Regions from separate parts of the Homo sapiens genome. Here region 2 is linked to region 1. Evidence: chromatin loops called from intact Hi-C (ENCODE). Cell type or tissue: tibial artery. All regions are shown on one strand. Each heading gives the region's core, and the rest is flanking DNA. Links, peaks and the distances in the headings are about the cores only.

Region 1 (7,606 bases), core at 2,155-6,154:
GTATCTTACCAGGAATATGGACTAGGTGATTTATAAGATTTCCTTGAGCACTATGTTCTAGGATCCTAAATAGCTAAATGTGAGAAGAGTTAGCCTTTGACTTTTATATAAATGCCTATAATTGTAGTCAGACTGTAAAAGAAAACACCTTGCTTCTGTTTCTATCAGTTCTCTTCCTGCTCCCAAACTGCAGATTGTAATGTCTGTGGGATCTAAGTCTTTGGAGTGGAGTGGGCAGGATAAGTAATGTTCCTGTAGGTAAGCCCCAGGGCACCCTCATATGGGATTGGATTGGGAGTTGCTAAATGCTACCCTAATGGCACAGGGAAGCAGGGGAGATTATCTGCTTATTAATACTCACTCTTGCAGATACCTATACTGATATTTGATGGAGTAGTCTGTTTTTTTTGGGAGAATATTATGAAGATATCTTGAAGATGGGAAACTTAAAATCATCTTCTGTGCCACCAGACTCTTTGCTTAGCATATCCTTAATCTGATATAGGAGCTTAGCACCTCAAGCCATACATAGGCTTTATATCTTTCTCTTAGTTTCCAGTGTTGAATTTGAATGAGACGCAACTTCCCTGCCCTGAAGATGTTAGAAATATGGTTGTATTGTGGATCCCAGAAGAAACAGAGATACATGTGAGGTGAGTATCATATCTGGAACTCAGAGGACTTTGACTCTATAAATCCCTGATGTCTTCTGCAGCGTCCTTTTTGTGATCTCCCATTTAGCCAGCTCATTGCAAGTAGCAGGAGGCCAAGCAGAGAAGGTCGTGGTCTGTTGCATCTGCCTTTTGCTACACTGGAATTTTAATGTAATGCATTTTGAGATTCATGCTGTGGGACTTCTCCATATCAAATTTTACACGGCAGTAAATAGCATACAAGATAGGGCTCAACTTACTTATAAGGCTTGACTAAGAAATAAATGCTCTCTCTTAGTTTTTCTTATTAGCCACTTGCAACAAGTGAAAAAGTTCTCAGTGAAGCATGTGAATCTCTGTTCTCAACCCCAGGGCCTAGTACAGTGTACAAAAGCAATAGCATATAGGACTTGTGTACAAAAGAGTGTGACAAAGACCATTTGGTGAAGGCCCAAAGGCTTGCTAATATTGACAACCATGGGGAAAGTGTTTGGTTCTTCTTTCCTGATCCTTGAGGCTTTCAGGTTCTTAAGTGACATTTAGAGATGATGAAACTTAAGAATTTCTTTTTATTTCTTTTGTTTTTCTTTTTAAAAAATAATCCTGTGAGTGCTTCTCTCTATATATATGCATTTGTGTGTGTGTATATATGGTATAAACAAATGAAAAACAACCCTAAGGGTTTATTTCCTTTCGTGTGAAAGAAGCTCAGAAGTAGGCAGGCTAGGTCATGTGAGCTCCATGAGATAATTAGAAACCAGGGCTCCTTCTAGCTTTTTGGGCCGTCATCCTTAGCCCATGGATTCCAACTTCTAAGGAGTTTCATGGCTGCTTTTAAGGTATAAGTTGGCTACTAGAGATCCAGCTATCATATCCACGTCCCAGGCAAGGAGGAAGAGGTCAGAGCAAAAAATACTTCTTACCAAACATCTCTGTGTCAAGCAGTGAGGATTTAGTGAACCAAATAGATTTGGTCCCTGTCCTGTTGGAGCCTTGTCAGGGGGAGTCAGCCATTACAGACATAACCACACCTACATATATCATTTCTAATTTGGATTCATGCTATGAAAGTAGGTAACCGGATTGCCTGAGAGAATAATGGGAAACCTAATTTAGATATGAGGATGGGGGGTCTTTTTAGCAGAAGGTACTTGGGCAGCAGTTACTGCTGGGTTCCCAACCAGCTATCTTTGAGTACTGATCAAAGATAGGAATCTTTGTGGTCATCATTCACAAATATCCTTGGAGCTTCTGTTTAAGATATCTGGGAATAAGTTGTGCTTACTCTTATTTCAAGTCCAGCTGAGAAGCATGTTTTGTTTTGTTTTGTTTTGTTTTTCTCCAGCCAGCATGGGAAGAAGAAAAGAAAGAACTCGGCAGTGGTGAGTTTGATGTTTTTGTGCAAACCTTTATAATATTGCTATGTAGAGTTTATTTTGTTTTCCTTTCAGGTCTCCTCCACCTTACCCCCGTTCTTTCCTGAAATGATCCAAATCTGCTAAAGAAAACCCTTCTTTAGGAATAATTAACCAAACCATTCTCTATTCAGAGACTCCTTTTTTCTGTCTCCTTCCTATAGGGAGATGAAGAGCACCTTGAGATAATAGGAGGAACTGTTGCGTGTTCAGGGGGGGAGTTTTTGGTCAATTAAAAACGAATCCCCAACGTGATCATATAGAATTTCAATGGACTAGGGGTTATAAGACCTGGGCTTCTAACTCTAATTGTACCATTTATGAGTAAATGTGACCTTGGATAAGTCACTGTAAGACTGCTATGTCCATGAGAGTAGTGTCTTGGTTCATTTTGTTCATTGCTGAATCCCCATCCCTAGCCCTGTGCCTGACACATAATTAGACAATAAATTTTTGTTCAGTTTGTTGAGTGAGTAAACGAATGACCTTTCTGGAAAATGAAACAAAACAACGAATCCCTGTATGATCTGAATACAACAACAGAGTTGGGAGCTTGAGAGGGAAACATGTGGCGGCCCTCATCGTTCAGAGGAGGCAACCATGGCTGGAGTACATGCCAGGGTAGTGTTGAGAGGCTAGAATGTTGATGGAAAGGACTAGGCTAAAAAGAATGCTTTGGAGAATTCTTTCCATTGTTTCTCTTCCAGAAAAGCAAGTCATTTCTGGGTCTCTCTGGAAATCAGTCCGCAGGAACACGAGTAGGAACACCAGGGATGATCGTGCCTCCCCCAACCCCAGTGCAATTGTCTGAACAATTCAGTTCAGATTTCCTACCTCTCTGGGCTCAATCCGAAGCGTTACCTCAGGATCTACTGAAGGAGTAAGTATCATGTAGGTCTGTGGGAGAGCCAGAGCACCTGCTTTTTACTGAAGCTGGGATGGGTCTAAACAGTGTGCTTTTTCTGAGTAGGACTGGGAGAAAACTATCACCCCGATTTGTTTACTGAACTCTTGGACTTACCAACAGGCAGGGATGACCATCATAACCACCACCATTTGTCACACTTACCATTTGCCTGGCCCTGTGCTAGGCATATCACATGTACTTTCATTTAAATTTGCACTAGGAGGTAGGCACTATCACTGTCTTCTTTTTATAGGTGAATTATGAATAAGTGGTAGGCAGAATATGTGGTCTGCAGTGAGATGACCTTTGAATTTTACATTGAAACTTAACTGGCTATATGAATTTTGGTAATGTATTTAGCCTCTTAAAGCTTCATTTTCCTCATTTGCAAAGTGGGAGTAATATCTGTTCTCAGGTGTTGTAAAAGCACATGAGCCTGACATAGAATCAGCACTGAGTATATGCAGCTATGATGATCGTAGTTGCATCAGAAAAGTGTTACCAAATGAACACTTGTTGGTACAGGCCTTTTCAGACCCAAAGTGGAAATTTCTTGGAGCCCTTTACATCTCTTTCTCCTCAGCCATGCTTTCCGGGAAGAGCTGTTGCTGACTGTCTGGCTGTCCTCTGTCCCCTTCAGACTTTTGCCAGGTGGAAAGCAAACCATGCTCTGTCCAGAGATGAAGATAAAATTGGCCATGATGAAAAAGAATCTTCCCTTGGAAAAGAACCGACCTGACAGTGTGATTTCTTCTAAGATGTTTCTATCTATACACCGCCTCACCCTGGAAGTAAGAGCTAGGAAACAGCAGGGAAGAAGCCTATGTGAAAATTCAAACCCATCTCTCCTCAAATCTGGAAGAGTTGACATTCTATTCCTTATCTCCCTTCTGCCTTTCCACTCTGAACCCATGCCCCAGAGAAGGCTGGGCTCTATGTATGTAAAAGCCAGTCGATGGGGAAGTGTTGAGAGAGCAATGTTCTCTATTTCTTTCTTTTTTTTTTTTTTTTCTTTTTTGAGAGACTGGGTCTCACTCTGTCACCCAGGGTGTAGTGCAGTGGTTGATCATGGCTCACTGCAGCCTTGACCTGCTGGGATGAAGTCATCCTCCTACCTCAGCCTCCAGAGTAGCTGGGACTACAGGTGTGCGCCACCATGGCTGGCTAATTTTTAATTTTTTGTAGAGACAGGGTCTCACTATGTTGCCTAGGCTGGTTTCGAACTCCTGAGCTCAGGTGATCTGCCCACCTCAGCCTCCCAAAGTGCTGGGATTACAGGCATGAGCCACCATGCCTGGCCATGTTCTCTATTTCTTCTGCACTTTGTTCCCCACACCTTTTCCCTTCCTCCGTAGCCCCTGGTACAATGCTGCAAAACACTGGGTTCTTAAAATGTGCTTGTTGACTGGATGAATAAACGCATTTGGGGGATACATTTGGAGAAAGGGAAAGACCTGCAGTAGAGCTTTTCTTTTTCTTTTTTCTTTCTCCAGAGACCAGCACTGCGATATCCTGAACGTTTGAAGAAATTACATAACCTGAAGACAGAAGGTAGATTTGCTGTTGCTGCTGGATCTCTAAGCACCATTTTCTGTTAGCCCACATTTCTCATACTTTAACGTGGTCCAATTCAGTTATATTTGTGGCCACAGTCATACAGGGTCACATGTAGAACTCAGGAAACAATAGTTTCAGGAAGCAGCCCCTCTGGCTTGGTCCTTACCAGGGAGTCACCATTGTGAAGGAAGGCACAGCAGGCATTCCAGTGGGAGAGAGGGGGCTGTTAGAAGAGGATCAAGCTGGCTCTCTGGTCACCAGGTTACAGGAAACAGCAGCAGCGGCAGCAGCAGCAGCAGCAGCAACAGAAGAAGGTGAAAACACCTATTAAGAAACAGGTAGAGTGGCAGTGAGGGGCTTGCTGGGACTGGGAGAGGTCTACAGCCTGGAATGGGAAGGGATGTATGAAAGGTGGGGGTCTCCTTGTTTTCTATCTGGTTATAGATAAAAAGTTCTTGTCTGGTTGTAGATGTTAAATTCCTTCTTTTTGATATTCCTTTTGAAAAAAGTTTTCTTTACTTCCAAAAATCCTAATTTGTTCCTCCTGATGTGGGTTTCAGGAGGCTAAAAAGAAAGCCAAGAGTGATCCAGGGATCCAGAGCACTTCACATAAACATCCAGTTACCACCGTTCATGACCGTCTCTATGGTAAGGGGAATATATGCTTGGTTGGGGGTGATAGGATCCCTGAGGGGTAGGTATCTGAGGGCAGGAAAAGCTAAACATGCTCTTGTCATTTTGAGACCTGCCTTTGTCAGGCACTCAGAGTTTCTTGGAATGCTTCAGTCTGTCTGGTCTCTCATGCACCATCCTTCCCTCATAAATTTGCTAAACAAACAAGCTGAGCCAGATGTCTGCTTCACATGAGGGCTTGAAAGATGACCATGAACATGAATCCCAGTCATCTTTTCCTCAGGTTCTACCTTAGAAAAGGCAGAGCACTTTGAGGATCAGGAGAGGAACAAGCCCAGGTTACTGAAGAGAAAACCCTGAGGGCCCATTTTCCAATGAGGCAGGGAGAGCTGGGGCCCCTCACTAGAACCCCAAAAGAGTTCTAAGGAAGCAGAGCTCTGGGGCCCCCTAACCTTCCTGCCACAAGGTAGAGAGTCTCTGGAGCCTCACGTTAAAATCAACACATTGTCTAGCCCCATCCAGGAGTCAGGGAGCCAACTCTTGTCAGGCAGTTCTTTTGCTCCAGTGCTCATGCTGGACACAAGAATGGACATCTCCCCTTTTTGGAGTCGTTATTATGTCTGAGCTCAGGCATATACTTACCCCTATCCCTCCAAAATTTTTCAACTTGAGTGGAGAATGGGAGGAGGGAGAAAGAATCCCCCCAAACTTTGGAGGATCGTTGTGCCCGTCTCAGACTGGACATTGCTGACTTTAATATGAAAACAACTGTTTAATCATCAGAAAGAGCTCTCCAATCCTGGGGCACTGGGAGGGCTGAGATGAGGTTTCCTGAGAAGGATGTTGCCCTCTTGCTTTCCTTCCCATCTCACTTAGTTGTCTGATGCCAATGATCTGCTCTAACCTGAAGGTTGGAAGGTTCCTGCCCTTCTTATGGGAGGTGGACAGAATCAGGGCTTGGCCCCGGGCAGGAGGTGATGTATCCAAGGTTAACACTCCATCTAGGGTGACCACTACCACTCCCCTGAATTCCGTTCTGGTGCCTTTTGTACCCCTTCCCAATGCCTCCAATAGGAGCAATTTTGCTTGGGTGACTGGGGTGCCTCTGTGAGTCATGTTCATAGAGCAGTGGCCTGTCCTCACTGAGTTGAGAAAGGCTTTATGGAAGAGATGATTTTTGCATTGAATCTTGAGTATGTGTGGGAGTTTTCCTGATATGGGAAAGAACTCTTGAGAGGGAATAGCCTGTGCAAAGGCATCTAGGAGGATCACAGCTGCTCAGGAAACACTGAGCAGTTGAGTGTGGTTGTGGGGTTGGGTATTTAAGGGAGAGTGGTCTATCACACCAAAGAGGTAGGCAGGGGCTTGTATGGACTGCTAAGTCTTTTGACCTTTATCATCCAGGCCAGTGGTGCTCCGCCTTGACTGTACACTAAGACCAATTGTGAAGCTTTTATTTATTTATTTATTTGAGACGGAGTTTCGCTCTTGTTGCCCAGGCTGGAGTGCCATGGTGTGATCTCGGCTCACCACAACCTCTGCCTTCTGGGTCCAGGTTCAAGCAATTCTCCTGCCTTAGCCTCCCCGGTAGCTGGGATTATAGGCATGCACCACCACGCCTGGCTAAGATTTTGTATTTTTAGTAGAAACGGGGTTTCTCCATGTTGGTCAGGCTGGTCTCGAACTCCCAACCTCAGGTGATCTGCCCGCCTCGGCCTCCCAAAATGTTGGGATTACAGGCGTGAGCCACTGCGCCCAGCCAAGAAGCTTTTAAAACTCTAATACTCAGACTGTGTCCCAGCTATTAAGTCAGAATTTCTGATGGTAGGAACTAGGCCTCAGTGTTTTTTGTTTGTTTGTTTTTTAAAGCTCTTCATTTCTCCCAGTGTACAGCTAAGGTGAGAACCAGTGCTGGTAGGGAGTCCATGGAAATGCTATAATTTAGCATAATACCTCTGGTGGCAGCTTGGAAGATGTTTGTTTAGGGAAAGGGAGATTGAGAAAAGAATGAATGAATCTACCTAGGGACTAGTTGGGGAAGCAGCTGATGCAAAAGAAACATAAAACTAGAGGTTTTTGTTTTTGCTTTGTTTATGGGTACATGAGGGATGGCGCAAGAAGATGAGTCACATTCTGGTAAGAGGAGTATTCATATGCTGTGAAAAAGTAGATTAGGGTTTCTTGGAGGAATCCTGGGTCTTTTAACACACACTTGAGCGTAATCTCTAATTCTGTAATAGATGAAGTTACAGTCCCAGGTGAGCAGAATCTCAAGTAGAACTCAGAAGGTCTAACTACCTTTTACCTGCCATCAAGGTCTTGTCTTTTCCTGGATGCAGAGTCACTTGTAGACTAGGGGTCACCTAGAAGCCCCCAAATAGGGTATGATATGGTAATAAGAGGAAGATTGAATGGACTCTTTGGTTACTAGGTTACAGAAC
Region 2 (8,298 bases), core at 2,760-6,759, 370 kb after region 1:
TGATGCAGATGAGAAATATTTACTCTGTTGAAAGTAAGTGATTGCTATTTTGAGATGACTGATTTCAGGAGACTAACTAGTTGTGCCATATTAGTAATAACAAACACACATGCTGAAGGCTTCCCTTGTGCCAGGCCCATTATGGACTTTCTTGCATCTGGGTTTCACGATGACTGTCTCACAGAGACGGGGAACTGAGGTCAGGGAGGTGAAGAAGCTTCCCAAGGTCACACAGCTCACAAGGCAGGCAGCAGGGTATAAACCCGGGTCTGACCCCAAAACCGTCGTGCAAAATCCACCTTGCACATTGCTTCTGTCTGTGCCACCTGAAAGAGCTCTCACGTCCACTCCCAAAGACTAGCAAATGGGGGGAGGCAAAGGCTCAGAGAGGAAGGGGTTTGCCCCAGGTCTTGCAGCAAGTTCATGGCAGAGTGTGGCCAGGATCCCAGGTTGCTCATCATTGGCCCTCTCCTCTGTGCCCTAGAGTATGTACAGAAAATGATGCCTGTGGAAAGCTACCAATGAAGGTCCCTTCTGGTAAGACCATCTGCCCTAGATCTGCCTTGTAGGTCTGAGGTCCTTGTTCCCAGGAAGAGAGAGGCCTGGGGTGGCTTCAGGGTCAATAGATGCCACACAACATAAACAAGCAAAGAGAACATGTGAAACCAGCAAACATTGCACTGGTCACACAGTGAACATTTTCCTTTCTCTCCCCTTCTTTTAACCTTTAGAAATGCCCGCTGCAAGGAATAGCAACCATCCCGTAAATTAGGAACCCAGCAATTAGGAATACTTGGCCAGATATAATATACAAGCTTAGTTCATCAAAGGACTTTAGCAGTAAAATCTACCCACCCCAAAGCCTATGTCAAGTTGGTGAATGTATCAGTTAGCTACTGCTGTGTAACAAACCTCCTAAAAACTCAGGAGCTTAAAAACAATGATGTATTATCCCTTCCCCATCTACTGGTCAGCTGGGGCTTAATCTGGGCTGAGCTTTGCTGGGTGCCCCTTCTTCTTGCTGCAGGTCTGTGACTCAGCAGACAGCTCTGCTCCACGTGTCTCTCAGTCTTCTTGGACCAGCAGGTTGGCTGGGGCACAGTCCTTTCATGGATCTGGTAGAGGCTTAAGAGTGTAAGCAAGGCTGGGCACCGTGGCTCGCCTGAAATCCCAGCACTTTGGGAGGCTGTGGTGGGCAGATCACTGGAGGTTAGGAGTTCAAGACTGGCCCGGCCAACACGGTGAAACCCCGTCTCTACTAAAAATACAAAAACTAGCCAGGTGTGGTGGTGCACCCCTGTAATCCCAGCTACTTGGGAGGCTGAGGCAGGAGAATCACTTGAACCTGGGCGGCAGAGGTTGCAGTGAGCCGAGATCATGCCACTGCACTTCAGCCTGGGCAATGGAGCGAGACTCTGTCTCAAAAAAAAAAAAAAAGTATAAGCAGAAACATGCAAAAAAGGCCTGGGCTTGGGTCTGTCACTTCTGTCCACATGCCATTTGCCAAGTCACATGGCCAAGCCCAAGTCATATGGCAAGTGTGTGTATGCAGGGAGGGTTAAGAATTGGGAGACAAGGGCATTCAATTTACCGCAGTGGAATAAAACAGCAATGAAGTCATTTTCTTGTTTGAAAAAATCAGTATTTGATGGAGAAGGAGCTAGCAGCTGGGAAGATATGACTTAAAGTTTTAATGTATTACTCTGTAAAATGCAGATAATCACAAATAGCTCACAGGGCTGTTGTGAGGTTTAAATGAAATAATCCATCTAATTTACCCAGCACCAACCATGCCTGACAAGTCACAGGCACTCAATGACCACCCATCCCTAAGGCGACCGACTTGTGCCAGTTTACCCAGGACTGTCCATCCTGGGAACCCCCTCAGTCCCAGGCAAACCAAGACAGTTGGTCACCCTAACTATCCTCATCACTAAAATAATACGTGTGAGCTAATCTTTATTTGCCAGGCATACTGCCACGTATGTGGGGAAGATTCTCTCATTTACCCCTTACAACCACCGTACTCAGCAAGGGGCCACAATTTTGATGCTACTGCCTACAGAACTCAGGGAGCACCAGAGAACATGGAGGTCAAAGATAGAGTTTTTCATGGATTCTTCCCTCAAGGGGCTGACAATCTAGGAAGAAAGAAACAGATGAATAGTAACAAGCATCACACAAGGGAGAAAGTGATTCTGGCAGATCCATCTTCCTCAAGGATAGTAAGGTGGGGATTTTAAAAAATTAACATTCACGTTCCTTTATAACTACTTTTTTTTTTTTTGAGACAGGGTCTCACTCTGTCACCCAAGCTGGAGTGCAGTGGCATGATCGTGGCTCATTGCAGCCTCAACCTCCTGGGCTCAAGTGATCTGCCCACTTCAGCCTCCCAAGTAGCTGGGAGCACAGACGTGCACCACCACGGGCCCAGCCTGTAGCTACTTGCCTTGATAGCCAAGGTTGAGTTTGGCTGTGGAAATTTAGGGAAAATTATATCTGACAATGATTTCCTTGACAAAATGAATTTGACTTAGTTCTCCCATTGGGGAGTCTTGTTCTAAATCTATTTGTTTACAAATTGGAAATCCTTTAAGTCACCCGAGGGCTGGTGGAGGCTGTTCAGCCCCTTTACTCCCGGCAGCCCTGGGGATGAAGAAGAATCTGTTCTCGGGGTGCTCTGGGTGATGTCAGCATTCCCCCACTTGCTAAGAAAGGTATACGAAATCAAACTTATCAGTTCCACTCGTCACCTCTCTCCTCGCGGCTGGGCCCTTCACTTTTACGTTTTCATTGTTTTAAAAAGTCATAGACAAAGCATTATATTACCAGGAACACAACACACGCATGCAGCGTTACCCGGTGAAGCCAATTTTATACTCAGCCCTGATGTCTTCTGGAAGGGCCAAGCCCACAAAGGGCATTGAGGCACCTTGGGTGGACTGTGGTTTCTGAGAAGATCCAAAGGTGGACTTGGGCATTTAATGCCTCATGACCTTCAGCTGCGGAAACCAGAGGGCTCATCTGGCCAGGTTTCCACTCACCTTCCCTTCATTTCAGTTCGATAGTGAGTGTTCACTTTCTGGTCTTACTGGCCAAACTCAGGCTCCTTCTCAGAGCCTGCGAGTTCATTTGTCATTCACCCAGGTTTCATGGAGGGCTCTTGGGACCAGGAGGCCTACACTCAGCTGCACAGATAAACAGGTCAGTGTTGGAGACACGCAGCCCGACACGTGTATAAACAGCGAGGCAATGTCAGCCTTGAGAGGTCCAAAGAGCGGGCTGCAAAATGTGTGATGAGGGCAGGAAGGAAGGGGGCAGGGACTCAAGGGAGGCTTCTCAGAGGCGGCAGTATTGGGGCTGAGCCCAGCACATCTGCAGTCCCTCCTCCGTGAAAAGAAAATTAGGTTTTCAATCCCTGGCCTGCTTCTTATGGTCGGGGGCTTTAAGCAAGTCGTCTAAGCTTTCTGGACTCAGTTTCTACATCTGCAGAATGGAGAATGATGATTGTACCTAACTCGTGAAGGCGTCATGAGAATTAAATAAGACAACGTGTATCATGCACTCAGAACACGCAGTCGTTTATTTAACAAGTACTTACTAAGCACTGATTTGATGCCAGGCAGTGTTCTGGGCAACGCAGAACACAGAGGCAGACCCAGGCCCCACAGTGACTTCACAGGACCCGGAACATGGGTATGGGACGATTAAACGGGAGTTGTCATCATTATCATCGCACCTGCCTTAACCCAATGGGTCAAAACAGGGCCCAGAAGCAACACCACCCAGGTGGCCCCAGATCCCCAAACTCCCTCTGCCCTCAACTAGGAGGCACTGAATTAAAACTTTAACCAACACGTGCATAACAATAGCGAGGCAATATCAGCCTTGAGAGGTCTCATCTTCAAAACAAGAATGAGGGAATTAAGCTTTCTGAAAGCAGGAAGTTAGCCCAGCTTTTAGATGCAAAAAACAAATGTCAGGCTCCAGTTTGGAGAGAAGTCTTGGGACTGGAGGACCCTATCGTTCACCCCAGTTTCCACCTTCACGGTAAATATGTCGCCACCAACCTTGTAATGTTGGTAGTGATGGCCACTGGCAGCTGAATGTTCACAGCGTGCCAGGTGCTTACCTGGTCTGGCTTTAGCCCTCTACAACCTGTGAAATGCCCCCAGGGAGGTACTTTATATCAAGGCTCTCAAACGTTGGCAGGCATCAGACTCACCAGGAGGGTTTGGGAAACACCCCTAAGGTGTTTCAGTAGATCTGAGGTGGGGTCTGAGGTGGGGTCTGAGAATCTGCATTTGCAACAAGTTCCCAGGCAATACTGATGTTGCTGGTTCAGGGACCACTGGCTTAGAACTTTAACCCCATTTTACAGGTGAGGAAACTGAGGCTCCGCGAGGTAAAGTGACTAGTGCATTCACACAGCTAGAAAGGAGCAGGGCCTGTGGTGTGATCGACTGACCTGGTTTGCTTGGGACGGAGGGATTTCTGGGGACATGGGACTTTCAGTGCTAAAACCAGGACAGTCCCAGATAAACCAGGGCAGTTGGTCACCCTATTTTCAACCCAGGCCTGAGTGACTCCATTGCCGTGTCTAGAGGCACTTCAGAGTTTACAAAGGGCCTTTACATCCATTAATACTGTTGCTATTATTATTAATAGCCACTATTTATTAAAAGTGAATTATATATTCTAAGTGCTTTACATCCAAGATCACTCTGAATTCTCATAACACCCCTAAGAACTAGGAGTTATGTTTTCCATGTTGCAGTGGTAAACTGGGGCATAGAACAGGGTGATTTTTCCAGGTCACATGGCTACTAAGTGGCAGAGATGAGATTGAATGCTAGGCTCTGCCTTGTCTCTGCACGGGGCCTCCCAGTAGAAAGGTGAGCCTGAGGGACTGGGTGTGGAATGCAGTGTGGTGGTTCCCAGCCTTGGTTCTAGAACCAGAGTGTTCAAATCCCAGCTCTGATGCTTGCTGGTGGTACAATCATGGGTAAGTCACTCCAGGGGTTCAGTGTCCCCTACTTTAAAATGGAGATCATAATAACAGTGGCCTTGTTATTGTTGGAGTGAATGTGTACTATGGGCCAGAGTATCGTTGAAGGGTTAAGTGGGTTAATGCCAGAGGGAGTGCACAGAACAGGGCGTAGCACTGAAGGCTCAGTAAGTGTCTCCAGTCTGCCAGCCCACCCTGCAGACTTGGGACTTCCCAGCCTCCACAATTGATTAAAATCTCTCTTTCTCTCTGTCTCTGTCTATATGTGCTGTATCTTTATCTATCTGTCTATCTATTTACCTATCTATCTATCTATTTTTCTATCTATCTAGTCTGTCTATCATCTATCATCTATCTAATCTATCATCTATCCACCTATCTAGTCTGTCTGTCTAATCTATCCTCTATGTATTTATCATCTATCTAGTCTGTCTGTCTAATCTATCTATCTATCTAGTCGTCTGTCTAATCTAACATCTACCTATCTAGTCTGTCTAATCTATCGTCTATCTACCTAGTCATCTGTCTAATCTATCATCAATCTATCATCTATCTAGTCTGTTATCTGTTATTGTCTGTTATAGATTATTATCATAATCTATCATCAATCTATCATCTAATTTATCATCTATCCACCTATCTAGTCTGTCTAATCTATCATCTCTCTATTTATCATCTATCTATCTAGTCTGTCTGTCTAATTTATCTGTTATCTATCTAGTCATCTGTCTAATCTACCATCAATCTATCATCTATCTAATCTATCATTTATCTAGTCTGTCTGTCTATCTATCTATCTATCTGTCTATCTATCTATCTATCTATCTATCTTTCATCTCTCTCTCTCTCTCTCTCTCTCTCCTGTTGGTTCAGTTTCTCTAGAGAGCCCTGACTGATATACCCACCACCTCTCAGCAGCTCCCAGTCCTTATCTGAAAGATGAGGATGACTGCAGGATAGACCCCTATCCTGGTTTCTTCCAAAAACCTGTGGATGTATGTGAAACTCGGGCCAGAATTAGAAAGCCAAAGTCAGTCTGGGACATCCTTGGATTTCAGGAGCTCCATGAACTGTCTGAAATTTTATGTAACACTCTCATTTATTCATTCAAGAAATCATTATTGCTTGTCTCCTTGGGACCAGGCATTGTGCCAGATGCTGGGGATGCAGAGGGGAATGATTCAGAATGGGATGGTCAAGAAACAAGACAATCAGCAAGTGGCAACCAACAAATAGACAGTGACCCCTCGTGCCAAGCGTAGGTGGGAAGAGGACGAGAGCCGACAGGAAGGCCCTCAGCTCTAGACAGACTTCTGAGCTGGGGCCTGACAAAGGAGGGGGCACCAGCCAGCCCAGGAGGGAATGGGGTGGTGTGGAGGGAACAGCAGGATGTGCAAGGGCACTGCGTCAGGAAGGAGTTCAGAGAGACAGAGAAAAGACAGTCCAGGGTGGTGGGAAGGGAAGTGTGAGGCAGGGAGGAGACCGGAGAGCTAGGCTGGACTTGATCACAGGACTTGGGATTTTATCCCCAGGCCAATGGGAGCCATTGAAGGGTTTTGAGCAGGGGTGACGTGGTCCATTTGAGAGTTGCTCTTTGACTCCAGTGTGCCTGGATGTCCCTGGTGGGGGAGCGGGGTCCATGGAGAATGGTTCCTGGGTGCCTGCCTTCCTTTCAGCCAACTCTCCCAGGTATTCTGGGGTGGGAGAGACAGGTATCCCCTAGTGGACGAAGGAGGTGCCGCTGGAGAGTGATCAGGTAGGTTGAGAGTTTTGGGGAAACTGGGGCCCCCAGTTCCTCCCCTGCTTCCCACCGCATCCCATTGTCGTTTGACCGGGCTCAGGAATTCAATTGTGGCATCAGGTGAGGTATAGTGAATGATTGTAATGAAAGGTTTGTCAATGTTTCCACTGGAAAGGCAATTTTCCCACGTCGTCTGTTTTGTATTTTTTTCCCCCTCTTTCTTTCCTGGGTATAAAGGAGCCTGGTCAGGACTACTGATTGTGCATGCGAGACAGGTCTTGAGGTCGTTATGCAAGTGTTAATGTTCAGTTACAATATACAGTAATGAATTGGGACTTTCGGAGTAATAGCAGTCTGTGCTATTGGCAACAATGAGTGTATTCATCTTAATTTTTAACATCTATTGCCTTGGAGAAGCTTTTATAATTAAATGTTTGGTTGCACCAGCAAATAAGAGGAAGGAAGTTTCCTTCCATGGAAAGGAAAAGCCTTCCTATATTCATCCAGCAACAATTCTGGCCCTGAAAACACAGGCAGTTACTATTGCTTTACCCACAGATGTAGTGAGAGTCAGATTTCAGTCCATTACAAAGAGGAACAGAGGCGTTTTAGGATGATTACAATAATCTGGCGATAGACCAAACTCCTTTTTGAGGTAGTGAGTTCCCCATTGCTGGTGGTATTCAAGTGTAGCCTATGAACTGATAAGCTGTAGAGGGGATTCTTGCATTAGAGAAGCGTTTTGTTTTTGTTTTGTTTTGTTTTGTTTTTTGAGTCAGAATCTTGCTCTGTTGCCCAGGCTGGAGTACAGTGGCACGATCTCGGCTGACTGCAATCTCTGCCTTCTGGGTTCAAGCGATTCTCATTCCTGATATATCTTCCCAAGTAGCTGAGACCACAGGCATGCACCACCACGTCTGGCTAAGTTTTTGTCTTTTAGTAGAGATGGGGTTTTGTTATGTTGATTAGGCTGGTCTTGAACTCCTGGCCTCAAGTGATCCGCCTGCCTCTGCCTCTCAAAGTGTGGGAATTACAGGTGCGAGCCATGACGCTCAGCCTCGAGAAGGGTTTCTTATTGTCAGGGTGTGGGGTTTTGTGGATGAGACCCACAGAAACATCTTTTAGCATGAGCTGCAAGGAAGGTTCTATGGGGAATTTTTCACCAATTTACAGGACTTTAGTGGCACCTGCCTGGTGACAATAATGTGCTCCTCTTAGGTGACTCATTCATTCTGTTCTTTTCCAGTTGTTAATTCCTGCAGGCCTGGCAATATGATGTTTTCTGAGTCATTGTATATATTTCAGGGTAATAAAGCTAAATCTTCTTTAACCTAATTCTAAACTTCAGGCTTGTTGCTCTTCTGATCAGCCTTCTCAAGCTCCGTGAGGTTTGGCAGCAATTTTCCTGTGTTTCAAAGAAGAGCCTCCAGAGAGAGCGCAAAGGGGCATGGACCAGAGAGTTAAGAAGGACTCAGTGCAGGATGTTCCCTCTTCATTTACTGCACAGGGACCTCACCTCTGGAGTGGCATCTCCACCTCCTTCTATATG

What was found. Hi-C counts contacts between places; a loop is a spot of excess contacts. Peaks named below come from ENCODE experiments on the same cell type or tissue, not always from the same donor. Only the 100,000 strongest peaks of a DNase experiment are listed, where the experiment ranks them.
Region 2: a loop joins it to region 1, with 4 times the contacts of the local background. A loop is called at or near these places in 1 of 110 quality-filtered maps.

What each region holds. Positions count from the first base shown.
Region 1 is chr9:113,420,551-113,428,156 of GRCh38, forward strand. It overlaps C9orf43 (chromosome 9 open reading frame 43), which reads left to right. Exons shown (of 14, transcript NM_001278629.2): 5 at 553-653; 6 at 1,999-2,035; 7 at 2,776-2,948; 8 at 3,616-3,766; 9 at 4,469-4,526; 10 at 4,794-4,870; 11 at 5,093-5,180; 12 at 7,597-7,606. Among named protein-coding and RNA genes, the nearest start is that of C9orf43, 14 kb to the left of the region's middle. In tibial artery, for the core only: no CTCF peak of the experiment used is centred there; no DNase peak of the experiment used is centred there; H3K27me3 peaks cover 409 bases.
Region 2 is chr9:113,790,521-113,798,818 of GRCh38, forward strand. No RefSeq gene overlaps it. Among named protein-coding and RNA genes, the nearest start is that of ZNF618, 82 kb to the right of the region's middle. RefSeq lists a silencer at 1,648-1,858 and an enhancer at 3,729-4,617. In tibial artery, for the core only: no CTCF peak of the experiment used is centred there; a DNase peak (open chromatin) is centred at 4,931.